Regions from separate parts of the Homo sapiens genome. Here region 1 is linked to region 2. Evidence: read pairs that join two places in POLR2A ChIA-PET (ENCODE). Cell type or tissue: PC-9. All regions are shown on one strand. Each heading gives the region's core, and the rest is flanking DNA. Links, peaks and the distances in the headings are about the cores only. Region 1 overlaps KIAA1217. Region 2 has its middle 190 kb from the start of KIAA1217.

Region 1 (8,698 bases), core at 559-8,558, 220 kb before region 2:
CTAGAAGCCCAGTCCCCACCAGTAGGCAATGTACCCATGAAACAAACATGCACATGTACCCCCTGAATCTAAAAGAAAATAAAATAAAATTTAAGAAACATTTCATCAGTGACTCAAAACCTATTTGGAGTTTTGGCACCATGTTTGAGTTCAAAACTCTTTTCTACCCTAAAATTGCAGCTTTGTGATTCATATTTGAAACTAAAACTTTGAATGAAATAAATATTTGCTTTCAATTGCAACAATAAAAAAATTGTCAAGTGGGACCTAATTAAACTGAAGAGCTTCTGTACACCAAAAGAAACCATCAACAGAGCAAACAACCTACAGAATGGGAGAAAATATTCACAAAGAATGCATCCAACAAAGGTCTAATGTCCAGAATATGTAAAGAACTTAAATCAACAAGCAAAAAACAACCCCATTAAAAAGTGGACAAAAGACATAAACAGACAATTCTGAAAAGAAGACATACAAGAAGCCAACAAACATATGAAAAAATGCTCCACGTCACTAATCATCAGAGATATGCAAATCAAAACCACAATGAGATACCATCTCACACCGGTCAGAATGGTTGTTATTAAAAAGTCAAAAAATAACATGCTGGTGAGGCTGTGGAGGAAAGGGAGTGCTTATACATTGCTGGTGGGAGTGAAATTAGTTCAGCCACCGTGGAAGGCAGTGTGGAGATTTCTCAAAGAGCTTAAAACAGAACTACCATTTGACTCAGTAATGCCATTATTGGGTATATACCCAAGGGAATATAGATCATTATACCGAGAAGACACATGCACTTCTATGTTCATCACCGTGCTATCCACAAAGACATGGAATCAACCTAGGTGTCCGTCAATGGTGGACTGGATAAAGAAAATGTGGTACATGTTCACCATGGAATTCTATAAAGCCATAAAAAAGAATGAAATCATTTCTTTGGCAGCAACATGGATGGAGCTGAATACCATTTTCCTAGCAAATTAATGCAGAAATAGAAAACCCAATACCACATGTTCTCACTTACAAGTGGGGGCTAAACATGGAGCACACATGGATGTAAACATGGGAACAAAATACACTGGGGACTACTAGAGTGGGGATGGAGGTGGGATGTGGGTTAAAAAACTACCTATTGGGTACTATGCTCATTATCTGGATCCAGTATACCCATGCAACAATCCTATACATGTACCTCCTATATCTAAAAATAAAAGCAGAAATTTAAAACAAATAAATAAATATTTGCTTTTCTCCTTATAGATCTACCCTTGGGATAAGGTAACTCAACCTTTTCCCAGTGCCCCCAAACAGTGCTGGGAATGAGAGTCCTCAATGCAGCCTAATTCATGGGACCACAGACATCATCTGTCATAGAATGAGTTCAGGCTCAGCAGCTCAGATGCCAAAATCCCTCTAGAATCCCCCTCGATGAGCCTACTCAATACTTCATTAAGAGCCTTCTCCCAGGAGTGTGGAACCTGAATAATTCTGAATAGTCTGACATGGAAAAACTGGAAAAATTGTTAAGAAAACCCTGGAATGAAGAGAGTGTTTTCCCCAGCTAGAAACACTGTGGCTAAAAATAGCACAATGAAAAACATATTTGTCTCTTACATACAATGGATGTAGGATATAATTATGGGCTGTGTTTCTGTCTGGGATAGAGGCAAGGGAGGAAGTGCCAACGTCTAGAATACAGAAGGAATAAAGGACAGTATATTCGACTCCTAGGCTCCTTCTGCACCCTGTAGCAACCACAGCCCCTTGGTGACTTGGGTTCTCACTCCGAAAATACCTGTAACATTAAAATCCGACTCTACTTGTATGGCCAAGAAAAATTTCAGGCAGGTAGAATTTAAAATTTTAAGTCTGTGCAGTACTGGAGCTCCTATCAGTAGGTACCAGTAAAAAGTAAATTAATATCACTTCTGTAGCCTGTCTAGAAAAAAGTGGCAAAAGCATAATTAATATAAAAATATAAATACCCTGGCTCCTTTGGCATACTTAACATTTTGTATTTTAATTACTTTACAGAATCATTGCTGCTGCTGGGAGTTATTTCAATAACACATTCATTTTTTTTCTATGCCTCCTAAAATGAGAAAAAGTGCAGGCAGTATAGGATAGTTTATTATGTCGTATTTCCCAGTAACTCTCTGAGCCACAGTTTCTGCATCTGTAAAGTGGAAATAGACTGCTAGCCAAGGCCGGGTGCAGTGGCTCAAGCCTGTAATCCCAGCATTTCGGGAGGCCAAGGTGGGTAGATCACTTGAGCCCAGGAGTTTGAGACCAGCCTGGGCATCATGGTGAAACCCCATCTCTACCAAAAATACAAAAAATTAGCCTGGCACAGTGGCATGCACCAGTAGTCAGGAGGCTGAGGTGGGAGGATTGCTTTAGCCGGGAGGCAGAGGTTGCAGTGAGCCAAGATCGCGCCACTGCACTTCAGCCTAGGTGGCAGAGTGAGACCCTGTCTTTTTTTTTTAAAAAAAAAAAGACTACTAGCCTTACTTGACTGCTAGTCATTACTTGTAATGATAAGAGGAAGTAAAGAATATAAAAACACTTTCTAAATATCCAATGCCATTTCAGCAGTCAATAAAAACAATCATTAACATTTGGAACATGAATGCTTAGAACTGTGCTACGTCTGTTTTGTTATTTAATCCTCACAACACAGCTAGCTACTGGCATCCCATTTTATGGACATGATGACTGAGGCCTAAGGACATGAATTTACTTTCCTCTAGTTATACAGCCACTAAGTGGTGAAGCCAGAACTCAACGCCCAGAACTTCCGATGTTGGAGGCACAGTTCTTTGTCACTCACTGTTTTGCAATAACTGTGGTAACAATTTAATATGAATGTGAGTTCTGGCATTAATCCACATTATCTAACTGCAAAATTTCAGGAGGTCTCATTCTCACACATGAGGCAGTTCTTAAAACATTTTGAAAGCCTATCCACTTATTCCTAAGTAGTTTTAGTTTCAAAAGTCCAAATTCCCATTTCACAGGTATCTTTCGATGATTCTGAACTCCGCTTTAACCTCACACGCTGCCATGCACTGTGTGGAAGAAACAATAGGCTTTCTTTGTGTTCTTTTTAAGCTTGGTGGAACTAACTACTCACAGGGCAACTGATGCCTCTGAACTAACCCCTTTCAGCTAACTCACAGATCCACAGCCGCATCCAGTGATTGCTATCACATCCAAATGGCTGGCAAGACTGTTTACTTATCCTCACTGGCAGCCGAAGCAAACAAAAAAAACCCTCATACTCCCAAGTGACCAGTATTTTCTTTTAAACCATGCTTTAAAAACTACCTTTATCACCCACACCCCACCTTCCTCCAAGAAGTCTTTATCTATCTTCTTGGAATTTAGAAATCCTGCTTCCCTAAAAGCTCAAAAACTGGATGTCTCTATCAGGACTGTTTTTTTCTAGTCTGGGAAAAATGCCTCGGTGAGAAAAGCATCAGATACATACTTTTAAAAAAGTGCAATGTTCATAAACCTGATTCAAAGATTATTTCTGCAACATTCCATGGATTTTATTTTTGGCATTTTTACAATGTGAAAATACAAAACTACCCATAGTCTCAATTTCAGGTTTGTCGTAAGAGTAAAAGAACACACACACACACACACACAAACACACACACACACACACACACATCTGGGAATAAATAAGAAATACATGGAGCATCTCAATTTTCAGATTGTCCATCTAACCCTTATCTGTGGCACTTTTATAGCAGTATTCACCGGGCACAATCAGCAGAACGCACAATGCATCGCTTGTTTTCAGCTCTATTCAAAAATCTCAGTTCATTCAATAAAAAAAAAAAAAAAAGCCCTTAAAAACAGCCCTTTAGCACGAACATTGCTATGGGAAAGCTGGGCTTATTGATTCACTTCTTCCTGCCAAGAGAACAATGCCGAGAAACAGAGCGAAATGTTTCCAAATAATTTTTGGCAAAAACTTGGAAGAAAAAAACCCCGCATATTTACCTGTACCCAGAGCTCCACAGGTGAGGCGGCAGTTAAAGCAGAAAATCTAATTCTTCTGGAAGTTTTTGTCTGGAACGGACTCCAGGGTCTTCCTTCGGAGCTGTCAGGTAAAACCCCCCTCCATGTCTGGGCTGTTTTCTTTTGCAGTTTTTCCCAGTGAAACTCTCGTCATTTGCATAAAACCTACTTGTAGCCTATAGGACTTTTTGAGTAGCTACTTGTTAAATCGGCTGTCTTGACATGCTCTTTCAAGCATGACATCATAAATCTCCATGGAAACCCTAACCCCACCTGCCGACATGCCAACATTACCTGTCAGGCGAAGACTTAAACAATCGTCTGAAATTGTTCATTAATGAAACCTTCTTAGGGGCTTTGGATCTCTGCACAGTATAATTTGTGCTGTTGGCAGAAACTTAGCCGGGAACGATGGCTTCATTTTCAAAGCCTGAGCTGTTTTGCAAAAAACAATGATCAAAATTATAGGCGTTCGTTAATCTGCCCCTCCCTGTCTAACAATGCACTTAATTGGTGGAAGAAAAACCTACAGCGGCCATGCGTGTCTCTCTCTGCAGGATAAAGTTACCTTGAAAACTCAGGTCTTGAAAAACCTTCAATTGATACTTCTTTTCCACTCTGTTCTCCACCAGCCCCCTTCCTAGAACTTTTTACCAGCAAAACTTGCAAAACAGGTTCCCTGCCAGAGTGTGTATGTGTGTGTGTGTGTGCATTTCCCCTCGGCTTCTATGGCTGCAGAGGTGGTAGGAAAAGGTGTGGAGAACTTTTTAACTCCTTCCTAACATATCCAGATATTTTGCATGTCTATCCTAGTTTATGTAAATTACCAGAATTACGCTGAAATCTATTCTAGGCTTTGGGAAATGGTCCGTAGGCTCTAAGATACTCAATATCTGAGTCCAGCCCTCTTTCTTCTCACCTCTAAATTCACTGCAGACACACCTCTTACTCCCCAGGTCTAAGACTGCTGACCACTAGGCACCAGAAAATTTGAATAGGACTGAGTTCAAACCCATAGGAGTTTATCATAATGTTATCAGGTCGCTGTCATATGCCACAGTACAAAGTTCTTCAGAGGAACTCAGCAGGGAGCTGAATGGAAGCTGAGAAGCACTTCTGAGGAGGCAGCCGCGAGCAAGATGTGACACTGCAGAGTTTTGGAAACAGCAGTAGCTGAAGGAGCAGTCTGCTGTTAACTTGCCACGGATCCCATTGCAAACTGCAACATATTCAGTGCATCTGTCTTCAAAGGTCAGAGAGCAAACATTAACCTCTACACCTTGCTGGGTGCACCCAGGTATTTACAGAGAGCAATCATAGGTTAAAAAAACTCAGAATGACTCTTTGCATAGCAGGGAATTGTAAACGCTTTGGATCCTCTCCTCCAATGATTCTGTAAGCGTTGCATTGCCGTAGTTCACTGTCAACAGATGGGAGGTTACCTTTGAAGGCAACCAAGAACTACCTTGGTTTAATACCGCAGCCAGAGTTGGAGCACTCCTCGGAGGCAAGACTATTGTCAGAGATTCAATTAATGTCTCTGTGAGATGAAAATACATCCAGATGAAGCCCACACTTGGGCTTTATACTCAGTGGGGCACAAACACAACATGAAACAAACAAAAACCAGATATAACCAGATCTAGGCTTGATTCAGTCAAATCTGAAGATGGGGTGGAGGCACTATTCAATTACAGTTATTCTTCAAAGTTCCATTAGAGAGAAGAGCAAGTGCAAGTTGATTCAGCAGTCAGAGTGGTTATAAATTATGCCAGATCTTCCCTTTGGGTTATTTAGGAAATTACAGTATCTCAGCTTTTGCTTATTGAATTCAGGCTTGGAAAAGAGAGCGAGAAGAGTCAGAATGTAAAGGCAAATGGAGAGAGTCCAGAAAGAATTCAGATGGGAAAGCAACTCCATTAACCGTTTCCTCAGTGGACAGGCAGAGGTAAACCCAAGAGAAAAATTTGTAACCAGCATTGACATTATTATGATCAAGACAGAGAGATCTTGAACAACTTAGAGCTGGGAAAGTGTTTGGCAACAAGGATCCCAGCAATAAGGACAACACACGAAGGCTGGGCAGAAATGCCAAGAGTTGATTAGAGGTGGCCAGTCCAGTGACGATTTTTCCTACCATCCCTGAATGAGAAAAACATCTCACTAAGCCTTAATGACATTGTGATTTGCCTGATGGCAACCTTAGCATCATACTAATCAAATCAGAGCTCAATAAATGCATGTAGATGAGCTATTTTTTCTAAATTTAGCAACATCATGGGTACCTATGATTGACTTGGAGAGCAAATAAGACTCTCTGTCTTGAATTCGCTTCAACAAACCTGTTTTATAGCAGAGGTAGAAAACGGGCCAGGAGCAGTGGCTCATGCCTGTAATCCTAGCACTTTGGGAGGCTGAGGTAGCAGGATCTTTTGAGCCCAGGAGTTTGAGACCAGCTTGGGCAACATAGCAATACCCCGTCTCTACAAACAGTGCAAAAATTAGCCCGGCGTGCTGGTGTGTGCCTCTAGTCCCAGCTACTTGGGAGGTTGAGGTGAGAGGAACGCCTGAGCCCAGAAGGTTGAGGCTGCAGTGAGCTATGTTTGCACCCCTGAATTCCAGCTTGGGCAACTGAGTAAGAACATGCCTCAAAAAAAAAACAAAAAAAAAAACTCCTCACTGAAAAAGCTCACAAAGATAAAAGAACACAAACAGCTGGGGAAAGAGGTTAGACTTAACTATTTATGGCCTGAATTTTTGTTTCTTAAGAAACATGAGCCTAGCGCAGTGGCTCACGCCTATAATCCAAGCACTTTGGGAGGCTGAGTAGGGTGGATCACCTGAGGCCAGGAGTTTGAGACCAGCCTGCCCAACATGGTGAAACCTACTAAATACAAAAAAATTAGCTGAGTGTGGTGGCACATGCCTTTATTCCCAACTACTTGGGAGGCTGAGGCAGGACAATTGCTTGAATCTGGGAGGCGGAGATTCCAGTGAGCCGAGACTGCCCATTGCACTCCAGCCTGGGCAACAAGAGCAAAACGCCGTCGAAAAAAAGAAAAAGAAAAAGAATGGAAAAGAAAAGAGAAAAGAAATATGAATTGGAAGTTGTCAGGTAGAAAAGGAATACTTTCTTTCAAGCAAAATATCAATTTTTTTATCATTCAAATAACCAACCCTTATCTCATTTAAGCCTCACAGCAATAGTATGATGTAAGAACAATCATTATTCCCATTTTACAAATGGAGAAATTGAGCTTTAGAGAGGTTAGGTAATTACAGTAAGTTTACATGGCTATTAAGTGTTGGAGCTGAGATTTGAACTCAGGCTGACCCGAGATTTAAACCCAAAACACCTGTACTTAACTACCAGGCACTGATACTCCTAGTTTAATAAAATTGCTCATAATTGGGATACTAAGAGCCTAACTAAACGAAGCCATGCTGAAAGGATTTATTTAGTAGATGAGCCTGAAAGTGCATACTGGATTGCAAAGGGTCAACGCGGACCTTCTGCAGATCCTCCGAGATACGGAGTTAACAGACGGTACTGGAGTCTGGGGTAGTTCAGACAGAAACATCAGCACAGCAGCAGCCTTGGAGAAGCAGTATGTATTTAGCTGCAGGCTGTATTTAGTCCTAGAAGGACTGCACAGAACAGAGTTAATGCATTACAACTCAGGGCTTAGCCCTCAAAACCCCAGGGCAAACAGATCTCTAGGATGTTGATAAGGCTAATGAAATAGCAACTCTTAAGAAATAGCTGCAATCCGAAGTTCTGGTCTAAAGAAAAACTGTCAAACATGAAAAAGGTAGAAAACAACACATATACATTTCGTAAGTCAAGACCACACTACAAGTATCACCAAAAGATAAGAATGCTTGGATTCTTTAATGAAACATGGACCCCAACTGTGGTAATTCTCTAATGCTAAACCCTTGATCTTTGGCTCTGTGTTTGATTGTAGTTGTTACTTGTTTTTAGAAATTATCCATTCACATTCTGTCAACTGTTGGTGCAGAGGGGGATGGTTAATTTCATGTTTCAACTTGGCCAGGTTATGGTGCCCAGTTGTTCGGTCAAACACCAGTGTAGATGTTGCTGTAAAGGTATTTTTTAGGTGTGATTAGCATTTAAATCAGTAGACTTGGAGTAAGGCAGATGGCCCACCATAATGTGAGTAGACCTCATTTAATCAGTTGAAGACCTTAGAAGCAAAGACTGAGGTCCCCCAAAGAAAAAGGAATTCTGCTATTGGCTCTGATATTCTGAAGAACTGTGACTAATAGAGCTGATCCCTCCAACATGTATCTGTCTAGTCTTGTTTCCTGGCATAGGGTCCAGTCCTATTTTATCTCCAATTGTCTAACAGTCATTTTCACTTGGAGCAACCACTGTCATTTCAGATACAGCTTGTCAAGACCTAAACTCAAGCCATTGTTTCGCATTTAAATAGCATGAGCCACATTTAAGAGAGAAGAAGAATAGACATACAGTACTTGCTGTCAAATTAAGATGGAGGAATATAATTAAGTCCATCAGTTGTTACACTAAATGCTAGTGGACGGAATTTCCCATTAAAAACAGACTTAACGAATTAGGCTGAAAAAGCAAAGCCAAGTTTTTTGTATGTAGTTTCTTTTTTTTTTTTTTTTTTTTTTTGAG
Region 2 (8,698 bases), core at 547-8,546:
GATTCATATTTTTTTTTTGTATATTGATGTCCAGATGTTGAAAAGGCTAATCTTTCTTCATTGAATTGTCTTGTTCCTTTGTCAGAGATCAGTTGACTATATTTGTATCGGCCAATTTCTGGGCTGTTCATTCTGTTCCACTGTCTATTTATCTATTCTTTTACAAATACCACCCTGTCTTGATTACTATAGCTTTATAGTAAGTATAGTAAGTCCTGAAGTTGGATAGTATCACTCCTCCAGCTTTATTCTTCCCCTTCCATACTGTGTTGGCTATTTGTATCTTTTGCCTTTCATGTAAACTTTAGATCAGTTTGTCAATATCCACAAAATAATTTGCAGGGATTTGCATTGGTATTACACTGAATCTGTAGATAAAATTGGGAATAACAGACATTCTGACAATATGGAGTCTTCCTGTCCATGAATATGTATCTCTCTTCATTTATTTATATCTTCTTTGATTTCTTTTTGAGTTTATAATTTTTCAGATAAAGATCATGTGTATATTTAGTTAGATTTATACCTAAAGTATTGATTTTTTTGGTGCTAATGTAAATGGTGTTGTGTTTTTACTTAAAGTTTCAATCGTTGATTGCTGGTATACAGAAAAACAATTGGCTTTTGTATATTAACCTCATATCCTACAATCTTGCTATAGTTGCTTATTAATTCCAGTATTTTTTGTTACTGTTGCTTCTTTGGGATTTTCTACATACATAATTGATTATTTAAAAATAATTTCTACTTATCTATTGAGATTTTGTATCTCTTGTGCTGTTACTAGTCATATGTTCCTTTAATTCTTTATACATTTCTTTCCCTGAATTCTTTAAACATAATTTCAGTAGTTGTGTTGACATCATTGCTAAATTTAACATCCTGGCTGACTCTGTAAATTAGCTTCATTGACGACTATTTTTTCTGAGTATAGGTTGCAGGTAGACTTTCCTGTTTCTTTTCATACTTTGTTCCATTTTGTTGAAAACTAACATGTTAGATCATAAAATACAGCATCTTTACTTTTTCCCCCAAGGTTGTTGTTTTGTTTTGTTTTGTTTTGTTTTAGGAACTTGCTAGGAATTAATCTGTAGAGTCTGTCTCCTCTGCTTTGTGTAGCTACTTATTTTTTGCTCAGTCCTTGTGTTCTTATATTTATATTTTTCAGCCTGGCTTCCTAGGGATCATCCCTGTGTCTTCTCAGCTCAGTGGTCAACCAATGATTGTGCACAGATTGTACTCAAACACCTCAAGCGATAAGGCTTCTACTTTCAGTGTGTGTATATATGTGTATTGGGGAACATGTTAAAACTTTGAGCATTTTCACCTCTTCTTTGACTTGCACTTTTCTGTGGTCTCTCTGAAAGGCACCCGTGCTTCCCAATCAGCCATGGCTGTGTGAAGCTTATATAGCCCTTTCTTCCAAGATCTCTTCGTTAAGTTTCTTGCTTGTCCACTGCCCACCCAAATGAGACCACAACCTCAAGCTTATGAGCAGCAGATTTTACTCATTCATTTCTTATCAAGTTTGCTACTTTTACTGACAATGCTACTTAGTGTGGTTTTTACCTTTCATTCCAAATCAAATCAGTCCCCTCTGACAATTAAGTTGCTGATTTTCACAGCCAACTTCCCTCTTGTAAAACTACAGCATCAACCATGCATCTGCTGATGGCTAGGTGATGGGGGTAGCCCCAGGAATGAAAGTCACGGACTACTATTCTCACCCAACGCTCTAGAAGTTTTTCATAAATAAATGCTTCATAATTTTTGTTTGCCTTTGGTTGATTTCTGGAACCATATGTGGTTATTTTTGACAATTTTGTCTGGTGTCTACATAATTTTGGGGGAAAGAATTTACTGACTTTTGTGGCTACTTTTAAGATCTTCTCTTTATCATTCTTGTTATGCAGTTTCACAGTAATGTATCTTGATGTGGATTTATTTTTATTTTAACTCACTTTGAATTTTGGGGGTCCTTGAATCTGAGAATCATTTATTTTACTTATTCCTGAAAAATTCTCAGCCATTATTGTACTTTTTCTTTTTTTCTTTTTAGAGTTGTTTTATTTTTTAGATTATCTTGATTGAGGTATAATCCATTCTCTTCTCAAATTTTATTCTGCTCTGATTTTCTATGATTTCCTAGTCTAGGATTTAACAAACTATCATCCAAGGGCCAAATGTAGTGTGCTGCCATTGTAGAAATAAAATCTTCTTAGAATGTAGCCGGGCTCATTTATTTACATTACTACTTATGGATGATTTTGCACTGCAACCTCAGAGTTAAGTATTTCCAAGACTCTATGGCCCCTAAGCCTAAAACATTTACCATCTGATCTTTCACAGAAGTCTGCCCTCCCCTGCCCCAAATCTTCAATCTGAAATGTGTTCTATCTTCCCCACTATATTTTCTTTTTCTTCAAATGCTTCTTTCACAATTACCTCCACTCTGTCTTTTTAAGTGGCATTTTAAATTATTTTTATTTTATTTTTTAAATTTTTTTTGCATTCCTTAAGTATGTATGTATTTATTTATTGAGAGTTAGGTCTCATCATTTATTTGTTTAAATTGACAAATGCCAAATTGTATATATTTATGGTATATAACAATGTTTTGATATATGTATACATAGCAGAATTATTAAATCAAGCAAATTAACATATCCATCAGCTCACCTACTTATCATTTTTCTGATGAGAACATTTTAAAATCTACTTTTTCAGTGATTTTCAAGTATACTACACACATTATCATTAATTATAGTCATCATGCTGTACAACAAATCTCCAAAATTTATTTCTCCTGTCTAACTGAAACTTTGTACCTTTTAAGTGACATCTCCCTGCTCCTTCAACCCCTGCCCCTGGTAGCCACCATTCTACTCTCTGCTTCTATGAGTTCAATTTTTTTAGATTTCACATAATTGAGAGCATACAGTATTTGTCTTTCTGTGCCAGGTTTATTTCACTTGCCATAATGCCCTCCTTTATTCATGTTGTAGCAAATGACAAGATTTTCTTCTCTTTGAAGGCAGAATAGTGTATATATACCATATATTCTTTAGCCATTCATCCATTGATGGACACTTAGCTTGATTTCATGTCATGGCTATGGCTATGGTGAATAGTGCTGCAATAAACATGATAGTGCAGTTATCTCTTTGACATATTGATTCCATTATCTTTGGATATATACCCAGTAGTGGGATTGCTGGGTCATATAGCAGTTCTAAGTTTAGTTTTTTGAGGAATATCTCTACGGTTTTCTAGAATGGCTATACTTACTATATGCTACTTGTTTTTAATTTTATTTATTTATTTATTATTATTATTTTTTATTATTATTATGCTTTAAGTTTTAGGGTACATGTGCACAATGTGCAGGTTTGTTACATATGTATACATGTGCCATGTTGGTGTGCTGCACCCATTAACTCATCATTTAGCATTAGGTATATCTCCTAATAAAAGCTCTTTCAGTTCACAAATCCTCTCTTCAGCTAAGTCTAATCCGATGATTAATGTAGTTCCTACTTTCAGTTATTATTTCACTGTTTAATGTTATGTAACTCTACTATACTTGCTATATGCTTTTAACTCCTTGAGCATGTTAGAGATCAAACTTACATATTCTAGGTCTGATAACTCCAATGTCTGAAATTCTCCACTTTGTGGTTTCTCTTGGCTTTTGCTAATGGGTTCTCACTTTTTTGTGTTTGGTGACTTTTTGTTTGGGAGCACATACTCCTTATAATTTTTTTTTTAATATGAAGCTTGGGTTTAAGGTGCATTCTTCCAGAAAGAATTTGTATTTCTTCTGTAAAGCAGAAAGAAGCTGGGATACTACAAACTTGAGGCCACTTTAAACTCGGATCTTACTTTTTGGGGGGCTACAAAGGTAACCTGGTAGAGTTGTGGTTGGAGATATTGAAGGAATACATTTTCTTTTTTGTGCTCTCCCTAAACAGTGAGGCAAGCAATTATCTCCATGAACTCTGAATGAGATGTGCACTTGTCCTTACACTAATCTTTCTTGCTTTCAATGTATGTTGTTCCACATTGCTATGTCTTTAAGCTTTGTTTTTAATCCCCTGGGTGAGACCTTTGGAACCCAGGTCTGGGTCACAAGCAAAAGGTAAACTCCCCAGGGTAAGTGGCTGTGCTTCTGTGGAACTGCATTTTCATATAATTTCTGGCCTTTGCAGGAGTTCTACTTTTGCAACAGTGCAGTTATACATATAAAATTAAATTTTTAAATTTTATCCAGCTTTTTAGGTATGTTGTATCAGGAGGTGTTTCACTTAAAGTTGAGTATACTGTGTTTAAATGGAAAATTATAGTGTGAATTTAAGCCAGTATGTTACTTTTTCAGGTTTATTTGCATTTAACATTGATTCTTCATTCTGAATAAAAATATTACATCTTAATTAAGGTTGGCATCTGTGTGGAACTAGAGGAAATACATTGGGGAAGGAATTTTTTATAGTCCCCTTACATTGAAGTGAAAGGCTCTCTACTTCATGCATCAAAAATATGATTTCTGGCTGGGCACGGTGGCTCATGCCTGCAATCCCAGCACTTTGGGAAGCCAAGGCAGGAGAAGTCCTAGAGGTCAGGAGTTCCAGACCAGCCTGGGCAACATAGCAAGATCCTGTCTCTACAAAAAATGTAAAATGTTAAAGTTAGCCAGGTGTGGTGACACATGCCTATAGTCCCAGCTACTTGAGAGGCTAAGGTGGGAGGTTCACTTGAGCCCCTGAGTTCAAGGCTGTAGTGACCTATGCTGTGCCACTGCACTCCAGCCTGGGTGATAGAGTGAGACCTTGTTTCAAAACAAAAAATCAAAAAAAAAAAAAAAAAACAAAAAAACTAACTAACCAACGAAACAAAATATTCATGATTTCATTCAGTAAACATTTATTGTGACCTACTATGGGTAAGTCTATAATGCTACCAGCAATAGAAGATTCAAGCAAATAAAATCATAGTTCTATATTGTATTACTCATTATATTTAGCATCTCTTGAAGGCTCACTGCACGTTTTTTTTAAATGCTTGCCAGTTTTAGTGCTTTATATATTTTATCATGTTCAATCCTTAAAATAAATGTATGAGGTTGGTACTTTAGTTACTATGCTTATTTTTACATGAGGAAACTGAGGCAGAAAGAGGTTAAATAACTAGGTAAGGTAAAAAGCAAGTAAGTAATGAACACAAGATCCAAACCCTTGCAGTCTGACTCCAGAACACACATCCTTAATTACTATAGTTACAATATTATACTATACTACAATATACTACACTATATAATATTATTAAACATAAGAAGCTTAGCTTGAATTCTTTAAACATAATTTTAATAGTTGTGTTGACATCTTTGTTAAATCTAACAACCTGGCTGACTCTGTAAGTTAGTTTCATTGAACACTATTTTTTCTGAGTACAGGCTGCAGGGTAGATTTTCCTGTTTCTTTGTATACTTTGTATAAAAGGTGTTTGAATATAATCTCTGCCCAATCGCTGGTTGATCACTGAGCTGAGAAAACACAGGGATGACCCCTAGGAAGCCAGGCTGAAAATATAAATATAAGAATACAAGAACTGAGCAAAGAAATAAGTAGCTACACAAAGCAGAGAAGAACTGAATTCTTTAAACAGGAAGATAACAGACATAATACACAGAAAGAAAGAATACAGAGACATATTTGATAAATGTTACTATAGCAGCCTAGAGGAGACCATCACCAGAAAGCCCAGTTAGATCACCAGGGGAGCTTCAGAGGAGACTTGGAACTTTAGCTGTGCTTAACACCAACCTCAACTATGCATGCTGAGATACATAAATTAAGGTGTCAAATGGTACCTTATTTTCCTCTTCCAGTAAATTGTTCAGCTCATTTAATGGCATGTTAAGAAATAAACTGAACATACTGGGAAGTTTAAACCTTTACTTGCTTTGAAGAATCAAGAAAGCATATCCTGGTTTTTTTTTTTACCCTACGCAAACAGGAAGAGGGCACATCCCAGTACACTTTGAAGTTACTTTGTGGCCTTAGGACTAGGTTCTGGTCTTAAAATGGAAGTGGATTTTACGTTTCTATTTCTTTCTTTCTTTCTTTCCTTTTTTCTTTTTCTTTTTTTTTTTTTGAGTCAGAGTCTCACTCTGAGGCCCAGGCTGAAGTGTAGTGGCACAATCTTGGCTCACTGCAACCTCTGCCTCCTAGGTTCAAACATTCTCCTGGCTCAGCCTCCTGAGTAGCTGGGACTACAGGCACCCACCACCATGCCTTGCTAAGTTCTGCATTTATAGTAGAGATGCGGTTTTACCACGTTGGCCAGGCTGGTCTTGAACTCTTGACCTCAGGTGATCCACCTGCCTTGGCCTCCCAAAGTGCTGGGATTATGGGTATAAGCCACCATGCCTGGCCTTATGTTGCTATTTCTAGACCTGGTCATAAACCTCCCTAACAATCATTATAAAGTCTTTCTCTTCTACTAAGACTGAGGAGGCTGCAACATGGAAGAAACTATTTAAGAGGGACCCCAAGAAGAGCTACCTGATTCTTATGGAAGGATCACATCAACAGTAAATCTTCATTGTTTTAAGCTACTGATATTTTGAGGTTCCTTGTTATAGCAGTTCATTTTAATTACCAATGAGTGGAACAGATAGGCATGTAGACTAAGCAATCTCATTGTACAGCCCTTTATAGGAAATGATTTGGAGGAATCAGGAAAGCATTATTGTTGTCCTCAACATTTCTTTTTGCCATTTACTTTGTTGGTTCTATCAGTTTCCAAGAGTGGCATGGTTGTAGCAATGACAGCCAACAGAAAATGATATTTTGTTTAGGACAATTTTGATAACTACATGCTTTTTTAGGGCCAACATTTACTCTACCAAGAATATTATTATATTTTTGAATAATATTATTTTAGAATTATATTTTTGATCGAAGATATTATATTAATTTTTGTTCCATGTGCTGTATTCTGTTTAATTCTCAAAACAATATGAAAGGGTATGACTATTACCCTTTAACAGCAATTCAATGTGGTTTTAACACTGCTTAGAAAAACTCTCAGCCCTCAAAATGATTTTCAAACTCCTAGAAAAATATAGTACATTTTTCATGTGTGAAGATATAACTTGGCCATATTTCAAAAACACTAATTTTTTCCAAAGTTTTGAGACTTTCTTAAGATACTAAAAAATAGTTTTCCATCAGACTTGAGATTTCTAGCTGAAGCTCACGAGTTAGATGCTGTATTGATCTAATATATCATTAACTGGCAAAATGGTACAATTTATCATGTCCACATGGCATTATGGGAAATTCTCTCTACTGCTTTGGGTCCTTGTATGCACTTTCTCATTTTTTCACATAACAGACTAACGATAGAGGAGCTCTCATTTCAGTCTTTTGTTTCCAACAAGCAAATGCATGTAAACAAGCAATTATTTTTGAAGTAGTGTACTCTCTCCTACACTGTTTAAAGCAGTGATTTGTTTATTTCAAATTGTAAACTCTATTTTCTGCGTGTAAAACAAATTACCTTATGCCTGAATATGAGAACACATAGTTTCTCCAATGGTAGCTAGTAAAAACATCTTTCTTGCCAGAGCGTATTAAATAGATTATTAAAGTCCATTAACTTAAGTGCATGAAGTACCCTTTATTTAAAAACACATTTCTACAGATACTATTTATCCAAAATCAAAATGGCCTTTTCTGGGTAGCCAGGAGACAGAGTCATAACCTTATATGAAACAGGAAAAGCAAATAAACAGGCTCAATTTACATTAAAATGATGTCATTAAGCTCTGCAGAATGTGTTGGTATCTCACCTACTGCCTGTCAAGAAAGTATAACAAATGACATTGTACACACATTAATTTTCCTGTTCCATACTTTGGTGGAAGGAGTAATGTTGAATATTCTCAGACAGTGACACATCCCACAATTAAGAGCACTGTCTAAGGTGCTGGCTCTTGGCGTCACTGTGAGCACACACATCTTTCCCTCTACTTTTGGTTTCCTCTCTTCAGCTTCTTCCATATCTCTCCTTCCCTCCCCTCATGGCGGCACTCCCCATAGCGCATGGCCAAGTTTCCCTTCTCTCACCACACTCCAGAATCAGCGTCCCATTCTTTGACTCAGGTGTAAGATTTTATTTGGATTCTCATCCAGTCTATGTAACTCCTAACTTACCTGAAACCTGATCCTGAATATAGCAGGACATTTCTGAGTCACATTAAAGATAGTTGGAGACTATGTCTGCACATAATAGAGCCACTCAAGTAACCAGATGGCACAGAGCTTTCAATCAAATGCAGTTGATTCTGTTATTCACACTAATTATGATCTATAACACAGACATGGATGTTGAATTAGCAAATACTGAATCATTGCTCCTAGAGGAAATACGGGGCTTGGTTCCTATAAGCCTTTGGCTTTTGTCCACTGATTAATGCATAACCTTTTTTATGTGTGTTTCTGCTTAAAGACACCTTATTTAATATATAATTAATATATAGATGTATATTGAAATAACATAAATATTCAATATATATATTTTGATTTATTAACATTGAATCATGGCCAAAAACACTATAACTCATGCCCAAACGAAGCTTGTCTAACAAGTGTATTTTTTCTCTGTAAGGCACATCTTGGCCTTCTTGTGCTTAGAT

What was found. Peaks named below come from ENCODE experiments on the same cell type or tissue, not always from the same donor. Only the 100,000 strongest peaks of a DNase experiment are listed, where the experiment ranks them.
Region 1: POLR2A ChIA-PET joins it to region 2 with 25 read pairs; 2 of 35 experiments call an interaction of 5 or more read pairs at or near these places.

The regions. Positions count from the first base shown.
Region 1 is chr10:24,234,654-24,243,351 of GRCh38, reverse strand. All of the region lies in intron 2 of KIAA1217, which reads right to left. Among named protein-coding and RNA genes, the nearest start is that of KIAA1217, 30 kb to the right of the region's middle. RefSeq lists an enhancer at 5,079-5,604. In PC-9, for the core only: no CTCF peak of the experiment used is centred there; DNase peaks (open chromatin) are centred at 4,271 and 4,681; H3K4me3 peaks cover 2,638 bases; H3K27ac peaks cover 2,329 bases.
Region 2 is chr10:24,013,207-24,021,904 of GRCh38, reverse strand. It overlaps a transcript of KIAA1217 not described here. Among named protein-coding and RNA genes, the nearest start is that of KIAA1217, 190 kb to the left of the region's middle. In PC-9, for the core only: no CTCF peak of the experiment used is centred there; no DNase peak of the experiment used is centred there.